Regions from separate parts of the Mus musculus genome. Here region 2 is linked to region 1. Evidence: chromatin loops called from intact Hi-C (ENCODE). Cell type or tissue: left cerebral cortex. All regions are shown on one strand.

What was found. A loop is a pair of places that touch in the nucleus more often than their neighbours do. Peaks named below come from ENCODE experiments on the same cell type or tissue, not always from the same donor. Only the 100,000 strongest peaks of a DNase experiment are listed, where the experiment ranks them.
Region 2: a loop joins it to region 1, with 2.3 times the contacts of the local background. A loop is called at or near these places in 3 of 42 quality-filtered maps.

The regions. Positions count from the first base shown.
Region 1 is chr1:42,349,095-42,357,094 of GRCm38, forward strand. It overlaps Gm46088 (a long non-coding RNA gene), which reads right to left and starts at 1,846. Exons shown (of 3, transcript XR_001778901.1): 1 at 1,776-1,846; 2 at 997-1,091. In left cerebral cortex, no CTCF peak of the experiment used is centred here; DNase peaks (open chromatin) are centred at 3,029 and 4,189; H3K4me3 peaks cover 454 bases.
Region 2 is chr1:42,297,351-42,305,350 of GRCm38, forward strand. Gm28175 (a long non-coding RNA gene) reads left to right here. Exons shown (of 4, transcript XR_865384.2): 4 at 4,505-8,000. Among named protein-coding and RNA genes, the nearest start is that of Gm28175, 43 kb to the left of the region's middle. In left cerebral cortex, no CTCF peak of the experiment used is centred here; DNase peaks (open chromatin) are centred at 4,328, 5,602, 6,246 and 6,530.

The DNA of each region.
Region 1 (8,000 bases):
ATTCTGTTGCTGAAGACAATGAAAAGGATTTCACTCCTTCTACATAAGGGAAGGATGCTGTAGAAGGTGCCAGGTCTTGGAAAGTAGAAAATGACAAAGAACTTTGGCAAACTACCCAGAAGCATTCGGTGCTGTGCCTGACAATATAGAGAGTCAAATCAAGAAGAGGGGACTGGAACTGGCAGGTACCACAGAGTGATAAGCAGAAGGCAGTTTTGGGAAGCCAACTTTGTTGTTTTTCTATTGCCACCACACGAGAATATATCTAACTGGCTAATTTTTAAAGTACAAGGGTTTATCTAACTCACAGTTCTGGAAGCTGGGAAACTCAAGAACACGGTGATAGTGTTTGCTTGGCATCTGGCGAGGGCTTCCATTGCCATGTCTTAGCATGGCAGAGCAGATCATATAGAAAACCAAAACAAGTACGTAGCTGGGTCTTCCAGTTTCCAGTATTTACAAAGCCATTAGAGTCATCATCCAGATTCCAACCGCATGAACTCAGCTAAGCCCAGTTGCCTCTATGCAACCCTGTAAGGCTACACATCAAGCCATAGCTGTCTCATAATGCAAGTCTGGGATGAGTGACCAAAGAAAGATTCCCTAGAAATGACAGAGTCTGCAGACTCTAGTTGGTGGCATCTAGTTCATTTCCTGGATCTCCAGTTCTTATCGTTGATGTCTGGGTTTTAGGCTGACAGTCTCCCTGTGTCATCAAGGGGTAGTGGGAACTTCCCAAGTGGACCAGATAATAAACAAAGGATTTCCATTGAGGTGAGGTTCCACTGAGAGTCCAGCCAGCATCAGGCCTCCTGGGTCTGAAATTTATAACGAGTTTGTACAAAGGTGACTAAATGATATCATATTTCTCTGGCTCTGCGGTGATGCCTGTCAGCCACCCTGTGACTGTAGATGCTTGCATAGCAGTCTACAAGACAAGCAGACATGATGGTGCATGCTAAGGAAACAGGAGTTATGAATGATAGGTGCACTTACCTACCACCTCTGGACCTCCACAGTGCTGGGGCTGGCCAGGTCATCATAAGCCCTAAGGATCTTCCCTGTGGTGGCTGTGATAAATTCTTCCTAGACTAAAGATAGAAAATGCAATTGTTCTGGCTATAATCTAATCTGAATCTAATAAAGAAAAACCAAGTCAAGGGGGTGGTAAATATTTAAATGTAAGTCATATTTAGCTATTTCAAAGCAAGCAATGTGCTAGCAAAACATTTCCTATGTGTGCTTTAATTAAGCAAAGATGTGGGGCGGCTGTAAACACGGTATCCTACAATCCACTTTCACGCCAATAAACAGAACAGCTCTTATTAGCCACATTGCCTGAGTCAAGAAGCAGCAGTTTCACATCAATGAATTTGACTGTTAAGAACAAAGTGTTTCAAACTTCAAAATTGTCATTCAGGAGAGATTTTTGAGTAGTCTTTTAAAAATTGGCAGTTGTCATTTAATATATGATGTGATCTAAAGCGTATTATTTTTTAATGTCACCTAGGAGATCTCAACAGCTTCATGACAGTCTTAAGCTTTGATATAATTGTCTAAATTGATGGAACACCTTTTATTAACTGATGGAGGTGCATCCTGCCCTTTCAGAAGTCAAATAAACAGGTGAGATTATTCAGTTCTAAGAGTTCTCAATTCTTTTGTCTCATCTTTTTCCCCTTTCTTTGAACCCTTCCCAAACTCTCTGATAGAAATGATAGAAAAATGGCATTGCTTTAAAAGATAAGAAGCATCCAAAGTACTTTCTCTCTGACCTTTGTAGTCTTCAGGACAGGCAGATTCTGATGGCAAACCAGTTGAAGATTCTCCAGAAGGGAAACATGCACTGTTCATAAATAAGGAAACGTGTTACCCCCCATATCTGCTCAGGAAACAATTGAACCAAAATAATACATTGGGTGTCTGAGAACTACTGAGATAAAGCAGAGGAAAGTGTGGGAATTTCTCAGAGTACATTCTATGTAGGTTTGCAAGAGTACTTTTACAAAGTTGAGTCTTAGAACAAATCTCATGGGCTTCAAGGACACTTGGTAGCCTTCTGATACAAGCCACCCGTGGATGCTGGTGAGCTTAACATACTAAGTCTCTCAAAAAGAATTCTTGGGAATGTGAGTGGCAACGAGTTACAATCAAAAACTTGTATGACAGGTTGATGATGCTTAAATCTCTCGAGATTGGCTCTTAGTGAATGGAAGTGCGCAGATTCTGTCCCCAGCTCATTCTAAACTCAAATCTGAATGCGCTCATTTAAATTGTCACCAGGGGCAGTGGTAAGTATTAGTTAGTGAGAGCCATCATCTAAAATACACATTCTACACGTGTCCCGACATCCAGCAGCGTGACAAGGATAGTGAACAGTTTAGGTTCATTCTTGAGAAAATGCAAACTACACATCACTGAAAGGCAAACTCTCAATGAAGCATCTTCATTGGTACCAAAAAAAAAAAAAAAAAAAAAAAAAAAAAAGTGGGTCCCGCTTCCACACTGTTTCCCACAGAACTACCACAGGGGGAAGATGCCAGCACATGAGAGCCATAGCAAAGGAAGCACAGAGTAATAAATAATAAGATTCATTAAGAAAAAACAATAGAATGGGAAGCAGCAGTCATTGGCTCCAGATTCTTAACTCTTCAGTCTGCTCGTCCACAATAAGCTTTGTGGTGTGCCGCAGATTTTAATAGTCTAACAATCTTTTTCTTCTATTTTTTTTTAATTCCTTTTCTTAAAAAGATGGTTGGTTGGCTTTGAATGCTGGAATATGCAAAGCCATATGAAACACTGGCCATTTCTTTGTGTTTGGGTGTACATTTCTGTATGTCATGATATTTCCACACGCACTGCCTTCCTGGCATGAAAATGTTTATTGCGCTCATTAGCTAAGAGGGTATCGGCACTGGTCCAATGAACACAGATCTGCCTTCTGATTTCAGCCATTAAATTGCAATGGGATTCACAAGCTTAACATTGTGGGTGTGAGAATAATAAAATGGAACTCCATCTTTAGCCCAGTTACCATGGATGCAGTTAAAGGTCATGGTGGCAGCTGCTAACTAGTTGCCTTTTGAGCAATGTTCCCCTCTGCTGTGCATTTTTTTTTTCCAGCACTTCCCTAGCTATAAGTCAGTCGTGGAATACCTTCACTACTTTAGTGGCACACTAACCTCCTCTTTAAGACAATGAACTTCTGTTTTTCCAGACAACCTTTGCCAGGGCCCTCCACTTTTATTTACATAATACAGGAAGGCTACGGAATCAAAAAGTAAAAGCCTCAATAGAAATACACGTGGCTCTTGCTGTGGCATCCTGAATTACTTTCTTATTTTCTCCACACCGCTCTACATTCCCCAACCCGAAGAAAACAGTGTATTGTAAATTCCCATCTCCGTTTAAACTGGTAATGGGTTCAGCCACTGATGCATTCATTGCGAGAGACATCAACTTCTTCATTCGGCCCCAAGTCCTAGGAGTTAATTCCGTGTACTGCATGAGGTGTCAGGGTAATTACTGCTGATCAGCCCTATTTCTTTGCACTGCCTGGCTTCTCGCCCCCCTCCCCACTACAAACGCAGTGCCGCTCCCCCCCCCTCGCCCCCCATCACAGACGCATCACCACAGCACTGCAACGCTTAAGTTCAGCCAAGCTTCTTAATCCAAAAGGTTTGGACAATGTTGGATTTGCAAAGAGAAGCGAGGGAGAGGAGGAAAATTAAAGGTAGCCAAGCAAAATAAAGTACACGGCAAGAAACGGAAAGCAATACAGAATATTCCTGATGTCAACACTTCATTTCAATAGATTCTAAAACTCTTGGGATTTTTTTCTTTTCCCCAGAGCCTTGCCTCAAGCAACCTCACTACAAGCTCACTACAGGGCCGTGTTTTGAAATATTTGAGAGGGTACATTGCCTAAAAAGAAACATTTTGGGAAAACTTACTGGGTTTTGTTGTTGTTGCTGTTGTTGTTCTTGCTGTTATTCTGTTTAGCTGTGCCATAGCTATGTGTAGCTGTGTAAGCCAGAATACAAAGAAATTTACTGAAAAAAAAAATGTTGTGCTTCTCTATTTTAAACATACATTTATATAACGTGTCATTTCATAAAAATAAATTAAGTATTATATGAGCCAAATGTTTCAATTCCACACAAGAGTGGTTTCTAGGACTCTTGGCAGGGTGCCACGATATTCGTTTTTATTTCAAACACAATGTGAAGTCTTTAATTTTAACATACTTGGTAACTATAGTGGTTAGAAGGCATTTGCTGTACTAATTCACCCGCATCCTCTCCTGATTCTGCAGAGGATTCACTCCGGAACAGAAAAATACGTTGATGAAAAAAATTACTATTAATTTTGAAACCAGACACCGGGACGTGATGCCCCAAATTTGTGACTCTGTTTTTGGTCCCTGGCTTCTGAGTTCAATAACATCCAACTATTAATACAGAGGGTGGATGATATCAGGTCCACTGCCACCCGAGGCCAATTTCCAGCTTGGATCCTTGCTTTATAGCTGAGACAAGAAAGGTTCCCCTTGGGCCAATGACGGGAGCCTTTCCGTGTCTGCCCAATTTGATAGCAGCCAGGTCCTGGGCCAAATTCACACACAACTCCTTCCTTCTCTGCAGTCACACTGGCCAAGAGTCAAAACTGGACATAGACAAGGAAACCGGAAAGACCTAGACCCCCTCGAATCTGCCATACCCCCGCTAGAAATGGGCAAGGCTGATCCTAGTAAGAGGGGACAGTGTGGTATTGACAAGTCCATACGTGAATCCACACATGCCCAGAAATGGTCCTGGGCTTCCAGTGACCTCAGTGGCAGAGTAATATTTTTTCATTAAAGGGGTTGGGTGGAGGTGGCAGGAGAAAGAAGTGGCTTTCATTTGCTGGGCGGCTGTATTATGGGGACACCACAATAACATGTTTCATGCGATCACAGAGACTTCAGCTCTTCTCTTCCGACGCTACACTTCAAATCAGAGAATTTCTTCCTGTGCCTTGTTTACTGTTGATATTTTCTGGCTGATTGGAGAGGGATGACATTTTGACAATTTACTGTAGCAGTAAGCACTGTACAAACAAAAGGTGCTGATGAGAACTGGAACCCATTATTATGTAAATGACGGCTGAGTAACACAGAATCCATCTCACAGCCACCATCATTGAGACCAGTTTTACTCAATGATAATAATTTTCATGATTGCAGACTTCAGAGTGATCAGAAATACTCTTTAGCTGTTGCATTTATCGACTGCTGGTACTTGACCCTTAATTAAATTCCGAAACTTTTTTATATAATAAAGTAAAATACAGCTGACATTTCTGTTCAAACAAAGAGGCTCAGACACAGAGCGGCCAAATAAGATAAAGGTGTTTCAGACTTACCTCTCTGTATTTATAGTAAACACAATTGCACGGTGTGTTTTGAGAGGGAGCCTAAAGTTTAAAATGCAGATGTGCATTTTCAAGTGATTTCAATTCTGTGCCTGGGCTCTCTGCCTTCCTTAAATGATTCAAAAATCTCTCTGCATGCAGACTCATCCCGGACACGTCATTAAAAAAAAAAAATCTTCTTGAAAGACATTTAAATGAGCTCTGAAAATAAGTTTTGTGCATTCTTTAACTCTTCCATCTTAATATCTGGACAAATCAAAGCTCGTCCTCAAAAGTACACCAGTTAGGAGACACTGTGGCAGTTTAGTGAGCTCTCTGGGTTTGTAAAAGTCTATTCTCACCACAAATTTGTTCTTGTCTTCAAAAGAGAAAGCCAGGGCAAGTTTCAAAATAGTGTTTTGACATTGATAAAGGAAATTGATTGACTTAAACAGATATCTAGCTGAAGCTATGGAGTCCCACACCGGACAGGTATAGGATTATGTATGTATGTATGTATGTATGTATGTACGTATTTATTTATTTATTTATTTATTTATTTATTTATTTATTTATTGTTGGATGGCTGAAGCAAAAGAGCCTTTGGCTAACATGGTCTTAGCCTCTTGAACCTGGGCCAGTGCTCTAAAGCATTGATTTATCTTGGAGTCCCTTCACTGTTTCAGGGCAGTAGGGAAAAATGATCTTCATCGTGAATATGTTAATAAATACAATCCAGCTTAAAGGGGGCAATTGTGTGAGGCAGGCTTTTTTTTTTTTAATATTTCCTTAGATATAACCCTTTCTAAGTAGGCAGCTCACAAAGGCAATGAGCTAAGAAGGTAATTACTTAAGTGCATTTCACGAAGGGTAGAAAGATGATTGTGCCACATTAAATAACAATTGTGTCCTTAATGATGTGTTGGGTTATAATGCAAACATCCCTCCACCCTCAGAGGCTGGTGGACCTTCCTAATGACTCTGGGGGCTCGCATCCTGCGCTACACCAGGCTTTCAGAGCCTATGTAAACATGAAGGGAGAGGTATATTCTTTTTTTGTTTTCAAACTGCACAGCCTACAGCTGCATGCCCATTGACAAATTAGCTATAAATTACTAAACTACTTCACTGGAATGTAAACAGGGCTGCGGCTTCATAGCTTTAAAAAAAAAAAATCAGAAATGGATTAGTCTTTCCAGATACTTCGACTCTGGGATACAAGTTTCTAGCAGGTTCCTTATTGGTTATGTTGATTCATTCTGATTTCAGAAAACCAAGAGAATTGAGGGGCACGGGGGCAGTGTTATTTAAATCTTTTTCTTTTTCTTTTATTGAAGAAAGTATAACTTAGCATTTGGTATGACTCTTGAATAGAAATAGGGGACAGCATGGTAGGACATTAGGTCTCATACACTGTGAGCATCACAACCACGGACTTTATTGTAGGAACAAAGAAGAGAGGCTACTGAACACAGCCATGCCTGTATTGGGCTTCACCTGGCTGCTGCCTCACTTAGGGGACAGCTCTTCAATTTGATGTAAGTTGAAAAAACATTAAAGGCAAATACTCCTCACCTATAACATTCTGCATTCTCCTTAGCTGTGGTTCTAAAAATTGTTTGACCCACAATCTGCAATAATTTCTTTCTGTAGACACACATCTCAGATCTCCACAAGGTCACTCATTTCTCAATGTTAGTGTTTAAAAAAAATGAGTAATAAGGTTTAAATAAAATGCACCAAATGTAATAAACCATTCAAACATTGAGAGGATACTTTGTGTTAAATTGTAATGACTTGATTAGCATTTTTAACCACTGCAGAGAACGAAGATATAGAATATCTGGAACCAGAAACCCTTCTAAAAGTTTACTCGAAATGTGATTTACTATAAGAACTCAAATAAACAAATTTCTTATTTTTATATTTCTTTGTTATCCCCATGGAGTGAAGACTGTTTTACAGTACTAGAAACCTGCTTCAGAGAGACTCCTGGGCCAGAAGGAAGCCCACGCTGGATGCTTCATGTCATACCTCATGAATGTTTCCAGTCCAGTTTTGCTAATGCCTTCCCACCTTTAGTCCCTCACCATGAGTGCCTGAGAGGATCCAGGAGCCTGGCTTTGACGATCTGACTCCCAGGTCCACCTTCAGCACGAGAAGTAGCAACAGACCTCTGTGTCTGAGTCCTGGTTCCAACCATGTGAAGCCCAGGTTCGTTATCTCCTCAGCCCCAGCAGAACAAAGAGCGTATACCTCTGCATTGTCTGTCTGCAAACCAAAGCTTATTTTACCACTGGAGTGAAGCTCAAAGGGAGAGACTGACCAGTCAACACCGAAGCCAAGATGTCGCAGTCCACCCTCCTCTCCCCGAAAGGAGCACTACAATGTGATGGTCTCTGTGGTGACTCCTCCCTCAGATAATAATCCTTCCAACCCTCAGGTGGCAGGTGTGTGGATGTCACCTAATTTAATTGCTATAGTGAGCAGTTTGTCTGGGCCCAAATAATTCAGTGTTCCCTGTCCATTTTACAGGCATGGGGAATAAAATGAGTAATGTAAAAATAACCTAAAGCTATGATAGCTAGAAATCGCAGAAACGTCCAAGT
Region 2 (8,000 bases), 52 kb before region 1:
TAGGCAGTTTCTCTTCTCTTCCTTTCCTTTCCTTTCCTTTCCTTTCCTTTCCTTTCCTTTCCTTTCCTTTCCTTTTCTTTTCTTTTAGATAGGGTTTCCCTGTGTAGCCTTGGCTATCCTAGAACTCACTCTGTAGACCAGGCTGGCCTTGAACTCAGAAATCTGCCTGCCTCTGCCTCCCAAGTGCTGGGATTAAAGGCGTGTGCCACCACACCCGGCTTCTTTTTTTTTGTTGTTGTTTGTTTGTTTTAAAAAGTTTATTTTGTTTCACAGATTGGTAAATCCAAAAGCATGGTGTTCTAATTTTATAGGCTTCTGTAACAGGCCTCATGATATTTCAACTCACGGAAGAACATGAAAAGACAGTAAGTGTGCTGGGAAGAAGGAAGGGACAAAGCAGGTTACCCAAACCTGCTCTCAAGACAACTAAGACATCCATGTGGGAGCAGAATTCAGCCCTTTGTGAGAATGGAGTCCCTAATCCAAGCCCCTGGAAGGTTCCTCGACTACATAGAGGACCAGCCTCAGTATGAATTATGTTAGGGATAAACCATCCATAATAGCACCACACTCTAGCTTTCTACCACACAATACAGTTTCTGATAGAAAAACATTAATGAAATTCCAGAAAAAATTAACTACACAAATTAAATACTACAATAATATACGTGGAGATGAATTATGTACACTAAAACTCTTCACGGAATTACCGGTAAGAAGGTATATGTGTGATTCCCTCCCTGTGACCTGAGACATTTCTTTTCTAAGCTTGGCCTATAAATAATAATCATTCAACAAAGTTGAAACTACCATATCCTGCTTTGAGACTTTGAAATGAACTTCTGTCCTTTTAACAATTTGTGCCCAATGTGGCTCAAATAACTTTGCAAGGACATTTCTCAATTTATGTGTTCCTTTAAATATAAAATTATTCTACTTCTGGCCTGTGGTCTTCACTAAGATTAGGTATTTCCAGTCTTTTATTCTGGAATCCTTTGAGATCAGGAAGTCTGCGTTGGGACTAGGAAACTGGTATAAGTCCCCACCAGAGAGACGATTGCACCTCATCTCAGCATGAACGTCTCATGGAAACAGAGAGTATTATCTACACTTGTGAATGGAGGCTTGCCGTTGCAGTTAAAATTTGGGGATTATTTTTAAAATAAGCTATTTTTCAAAGTGTTATATTGATACAATCCATCTTGTACAGCAGGAGAGTACTTTCTCCGATTATGACTTAATGCCAATTCACCTTATTTTAATGAACAGTTGGCAGTTCACAGCATCAAGGTAAACACAAATCTGTAACAAACAACATGACAGGGACTTTTTATGTCATCTTGCTGCTCTCACATTAGAAAGTCGTCTTATGTAAATTGGGATCACTGGAAGTTAGAAGAACATGGCCTGCCACCAGATATTCTGAGGTGAGTTCTGTCTGGAACGGCCCCATCCAGGCCTGTGGGTTGATAGATGGATTCTGTGTGCTGCTGAGGTAATATGTGGGGTGCTTCCAATGCAAAGAGCTAAATGAGTCATTATGAAGTCTTCATTACTGCAGCTTCAACTAATGGCTCAAAGAAAAGATGTGTCAAGGTCTAGAAACTTTGTAGCCAATGAGAGAGCAGAGAAATAATGAGGTAAGCTTGTCCAATCTTTAGGTAGATAAAATTCTAATGAGCTTCAGTAGGGGGTAAGTGCTTAGAGTTCACCTTCATTGGTTCCAGGTGTGGAGAGAGAGAGGAGAGAGGAGAGAGAGAGGGGAGAGAGAGAGAGAGAGAGAGAGAGAGAGAGAGAGAGAGAGAGAGAGAGAGAGAGAGAAGGATTTCATTCCTAGAAAGCATGTTTCTATGTTCTTGTCATGTGCTTGTTTAGACACTACTGAGTGTTATGTTTCTGCAAAACACTTCAGAGTCTGACGGAAGCTGTGCATTCTGTGAGTCGTGAAGCAGTACGCTGAACCCTCTAATAACAGATGTAATAAATGTATTTTGACATGTGTTTAAGAAGCACTTTTTCTCTTGATGCTACAATGTAAAGATGTACAATAGGAAACCCTCAGATGTATAGATACATTTGCATGCAAGGGAAGTGAGTGGAGATATCAAGTGACTACAGGCATCAGACAAGACTTAGTTTAAAACCTCACTGAATCAAGGCATTAAATTCAACATTGGTGATGTCTAGAGAAGTTGCCTACTCAATCCCATGTGCTGTCCCTAGCCATCTATGATGTCTGATGGTGTTAAATTTCTCCTAACATTTAACCTAGATCTGCCCTGTTGCACTCAAAGCTTACTACTTTTTGTTTTGTCTCCATTGACTAGCGATAATAATTGGCCTCCATCCTCTTTGTAATGCCACTTTACAGGGGTAAAATAGTATGTGCCCCTGAGTCTTCTTCCGTGTGAATTGGACGTGTCTAGTCCTCCGAACCTTTCCTTATGAGTCATATATTTTCAACCATTTATCAGAAGTGCCCCTTGTTAGTTAGTTCTTTCTGTGAATGGCAGGATGCCCCAAACCCAGGATCCAGACAAGATATGTCCTCATCAAGCCAAACGGGATTACCGAGCAAGGTTTATTCATGAATGCCCCTTGGCATAGCATAACCAAGGCAGCTCCGTTTTTCTTAGCTGTCTTCTCGCCTAGCTTTTTATTGCATCCTAAACAGCAACCATCACCTGGAGAGACAGATTAATGGCCTTTCTCTGTGAAGCTCTCTCACTCCTCTCAGCAGGCTTGCCCTTCCTGGAATCATTCTGCCAACTGAACCCTTGATTCCTTAACAGGCTTCTTTAAATGAAGCTCTTCTGCTGAGTGGTAAAGTTTCATTTTTCATATTATGGGGTAAAGAAGCCCACCTGATCTCCCTTTCCTTAATTCTTTTTCCTTTTTAAGAGTTGTTTTCAGTTCACAACAAAATGATCAAAAGGCACAATGATTTCCTGTATACCTCCTGTGTACATGTGGATATCTGCATATACATATGTGAATGCCTATGGAAACACACACAACCACAAGCACCCCCACCAAGATGGAAGCCAGTGCCTGGAGTTTGTGTTGAATGCTGTGTTGGTGTTGGCCATTGTGTGGCTTTCAGCAAATGTAAGAGCACGTGCCCACCTTGTTTCACAGAGGGTCACTCAGTTGGCCTAAGAGTCATTCGGAGAGACCATATGCCTTCCTTCCACTAGTGCCAAGAAGCCTCTGATCTCTTAACTAGTACCATGGTTTCTGCTCATCCTGAACTTTATTATATTTGCGGTTATGAATTGTGTAGCCATGTATGAAGATGAACTTTTAGTTCTCAAAAACGACTAAGTTGACATCATTTCAGAATCATCCAGTTTCTGGATCATACTGGAGTTAGTCTTGGTTGTTTTATTTTATTTTTAATTTTTTATCCATCTGGAACAAACTACTCTCTCTCTCTTTCTCTCTCTCTCTCTCTCTCTCTCTCTCTCTCTCTCTCTCCCTCCCTCCCCCTCTCGCTCATTGCCTTTTGATCATACTTTCCTCCTCCTCCCTGACATCTTTCAAAATTGCCCCCTCTTTGCTCTCCAACTTATGTCTTCCCCCCACGCCCCACCCTGCCCCAGAAAGTACAGTTTGTGCTGTCTGTATATTCTTGGCTGTGTGGTTTTTCACTGGAATGTAGTCTACACATCAGAGGCTTAACCCTTAAGGAAAACAGAATCTTCCTCTCTCTCGGCAGCCATCTCATGCTAATGGTTTATGTGTTGAGTTGGGAAAGAATATGAAAGCCTTTCGCGTTACTATTGCTATGGATGCTAATGGGCAATTGTACAGGATGGAAACTCAAAATGTCAATGAGTAAAACATAATGTGAAATGACAAGTATCACCAATAGTGAGTCCCACAAAGCAGACCCAGGACAGACATGCTAGATTGCAGAGCCTGTGAGTGCTTTCAGAAGAATTCTGTAGTCTGTTGGTATTTGCCTCTTTGCATTTATTTAACTGTTGTTTCCTGGTCTTACAAGGCACTATCAGAAAAAAAAATATAAACATTTTAATGACAGATGAAGAAACAGACAAAATCTGAAGATGATAACGATTGTAAGAAGCACTCGTCACTTGACCCCTTCCTGAGCTCAGCCCGTGGATTTCCTAACTCCCCACCCCCCGCCACCTCATGAAATAGACTTTTCTTGCTACTGTTTTTGACACTGCCAGTAACTTCCAGCTTTGTGCAGATTAAGTACAAAAGGTGTTTATGTCTCATAAGTCATGATTTAAATGAACTTTACAAAGTGTTAAAGCCTGAGCTCTACATAATGTATTCTCTTTGCCATCTGTCAAAGAAAAATGGCAATACCCAGAAAAGCATGTGTTAAGTATATCTAACAATCACAGATGTAGTTTAAAAAAATAAAAAGGGAAAAATGAAAATAATTATAATAGGATGAGATATAATCTTTTTTCTCTAAAACTTACGATTAAAATTTGTTACTTTATCATACATTTGCCCTTGAACAAAGAGATGGCAAGGCCTGCTGAGAATCAAGGTCTTCTGGACATGGCACAGCCTTTGTGCTCCTGAACTCATAGCAGCCGTGGTTATCTGCATGAGACACACGTGAGTTCAAGGCAGTCAATGTTTCATCATGGGTAAGGGAGGGGTTGGTTAGGCTCTAACCCTGGCAATAAAAGCTTTGGCCATTGATGGTTACTGAAGGAAGAAAGCTGATTTTACTGTGAGGGTGTATCTGCTGGTAGCTGCCAATGCTCCAGGGGATGGCCCCGTACCCAAGCACATGCAGGCAGCTCTAAATAGACTTAGTAAGGTAAAGAGAATAGGATGTGGAGGTGGAAAGGAGAGGTGTTGGGAGGGGTTCTAAGAGGAGCAAGAGGCAGGATGGCTGGGATTTATGATCAAAATATGTTATATACCTCTATGGAATTCTCAAAGAATAAATTTTGAAAAAGAAAAAATAAACAAGTTGTTTTCAGGGGTATTCTGGATATTCAGAGACAGGTGAAGTCAAGATGAAGTCAAGGTATAAATACTGAGAGGCCTGAGACTTTCTACCTTTCTATCAACCATTCCAAATAGGACTCTGTTTGTGGCTCATTTCAGTGTTAAACAGTTCTATTCCATGGTCTTGGAAAATGGCAAAGCCTCTACTGTCAGCCATAACTCCTAATTTTATGATCTTTCAGCAGTTGCATTTGGGAATTTGAAAACAATATTTGTACACACACACACACACACACACACACACACACCTTACTCTCTTTTTATATAAAAATAAAATGTAAAACTACCAACAGTTATAACCAAATATATAAAGAGTTCCAAGCTTACCCAGCCACAGCCTCCAATTCCATGGAACAGGACAGGCATCCCTTGTATCCATTCTGAACTCCCTACCACAGAATCTGCACGCATCATAAAATGAATGTTTTCAAGGACCTCGCTTTGGAGAAATACTCTGGGCAGCCATAAATAACTGGATATTTTACCTAACGGTTTTAAAGAGTGTCAGTGTATGTAAGATAAAGCAATGTTACAATTAGGATCCAAGCAATTCGTGGCTTTCCAGGGTAACTTTCTCTAGCAAGACATACCACAAGGGAGAGAGGTGAAGAAATATTCACAGCTGCTTAGGAATGTCTGACTCCCTCAATATCTGTGAAATGACTCCAGTCTTGAAGCCAACCCAAAGTCTTAGGCAAATTGTAACACCCCAAAATACCTCTTCTCCCCATCACCTCCTCCTCCTTCTTGTAGTGCTGGAGCCTCAGACACTCTATGCTCTGCCTCTGATCTATATATACCCTCAGTCCCCAAACACACCCTTTAATACAACTTTTCTTTTTAAAAACTAGTACTAATTCCAAGACCATTAAGTGCCCTTCTGTGAGTTTCATGTTGGCAGTTGGGTACAATATTTCTTATGCTTCAAACATACACAAACTCAGAGCATTATATTAATCTAAAATATTAATTTATATACTATATATGATATATATTAAAAACCAGTCCTTTAAAAAATCCCTTTGTTGTTGTTGCTGCTATTTCTTCTGCTAATAGAATACAAAATTCAAAGAACAAACTCTTATCCAAATCCTTAGAAGGCCTGCTCTCACTTGCCTCTAACCACTGCAGCAGTTTTACTCTTCTGCTGTCTTGTAAGACTACTGAGAAATTGGCCAGCCTGTGCTGCAATGTGCCTCATTAGTGAGCTCTCTGCATTCTGTCTCCTTTCCTCACTGGGGAACATTGAAAGCCCAGGTAGTCATTACTGCTCAGACTCTGAGAAAGAGGAGATGGCTCCTCTTCCACCTTCTTACCATACCAGTTAGTTATTCACAGGAAAACTTTGCTTCTTTGGGTCTTTAACGACATGGTACAAATTCAGGTGAGATGTAACAAAAGGGGGTTTCCTTCTGCTGGCTGCTTGTGTGCCTCGTGGTTTCAGTTTTCTAAGCAGTAGAATCTCTTCTGTGCTTGTTTTCTCTCTTCCTTTTCAGATATCTCTGTTCAGCGTGTTGGTGTAACTGAGATAAATGCCAAGCTGGCTCCCTGCTGTGCGTGGTCCGACACCCCTTGGCCATAGAGATTCCAGCTATTTAAGTTTGGAAATGACATTTCTTCACACGTCTTCCAAGATAGCAATGTATGTCAATCACCGGGAGCTCTGCCAATGACAATGCCAATGGATTTGAATTTCCCATTCATGCTAGGGTGAAGGGGCTATCTCTTTGACTTCTCCGACTGGGGCCTTTCATCTCACCCAGGAAAGTTTATTTCCCAAGGAATTTTCTTTGTGGTCTCAAACTTGAATGACCTTCCTTTTATAACCTCTGATATCACCCAGGGTTTTATTGCCAGGAAGTACCTCTTAGTTGACATGCTTAATACTGGGTTCCTGTGATCTATTCTAGGGAACCCCGAAACTTAGAGAGAAAACTGAGGAAAATGATCTGGTTTCCAGGTTTGGGAATACCACTGAACCACTGACCCTTAAGGATACATGGAAAAATAACCTGTAACATTCAAATTCTACAAAATACATTGTGTTCATACAACCGGAAGGTATCTCCATATATCAATATGATTGTGGAGTTTTGTGAAATGCTGTGTGCATCATGGACGCCGAAATACTGTGGATACCTCTCAAATGCATAGCAATTTGTCTCCATGGGTCACTCACAAATATCAGATGGTAATAGGTCAAGTATGAGGGGAGAGAGATAATCTGCACAACAGTCACGTTTCTCTCATATTTGCACACACCTTAGCCTTTAGGTGGCCCGAAGATTTTTTCCACATACGCAGTTTGCAAATGTGGTTTGAAGGGGTGAGCGATGCTATTGTCATCCAAGGGAAGGTAGTTTTAGGAAAAAGCAAGAGATGTGAGCTTGAAGGAACATTCTACCCATCCTTCCTCTTTACCACACCCCAGTGACAAGAAGGATACCTAGTTGGCCTCCCTAGGTACCCTCCTGTCCTGGCAGAATATCTAAGAGCAATGCAGGGCTGCTTCCACCCACCTGACCAGCTCTCACATCGAGGAAGAAAAAGGGACAGCTTATCTAATAACAAGACTTACTGTTCTGAAAGGAACTCCTATTTTTCTCTGCTTGGACCAGGAGAGGCTTGTTGTCCATCCTGGGTGTGGCCATCCTCACCAAGGGCTATGGAAAACGTCTCTGGGAAGTTCCAAACCAATAAGCAAAGATTTGGCAAATCCCTGTGTTCCTCAGACTAATAACGTCTTCAAAAGAGGGACATATTAGTCAACTCTGATAAAATACTTGAGATGATCAACTTAGAAGAAAAAATATTATTTCAGAGCTACTAATGCATGGTGGGTTAACCCTGCTATTTTTTGTAAAGTAACATCTCATAGGAGGGCAGCAGAGCCTAGATCCAAACCTAAGAAATGAGAGGTCCCCTTTAAAGGCACGCCTTCATTGGCCTGAAACCCCTTTCTAGAAGCAGTGGGCTGATGATCCCATTTTCTAACC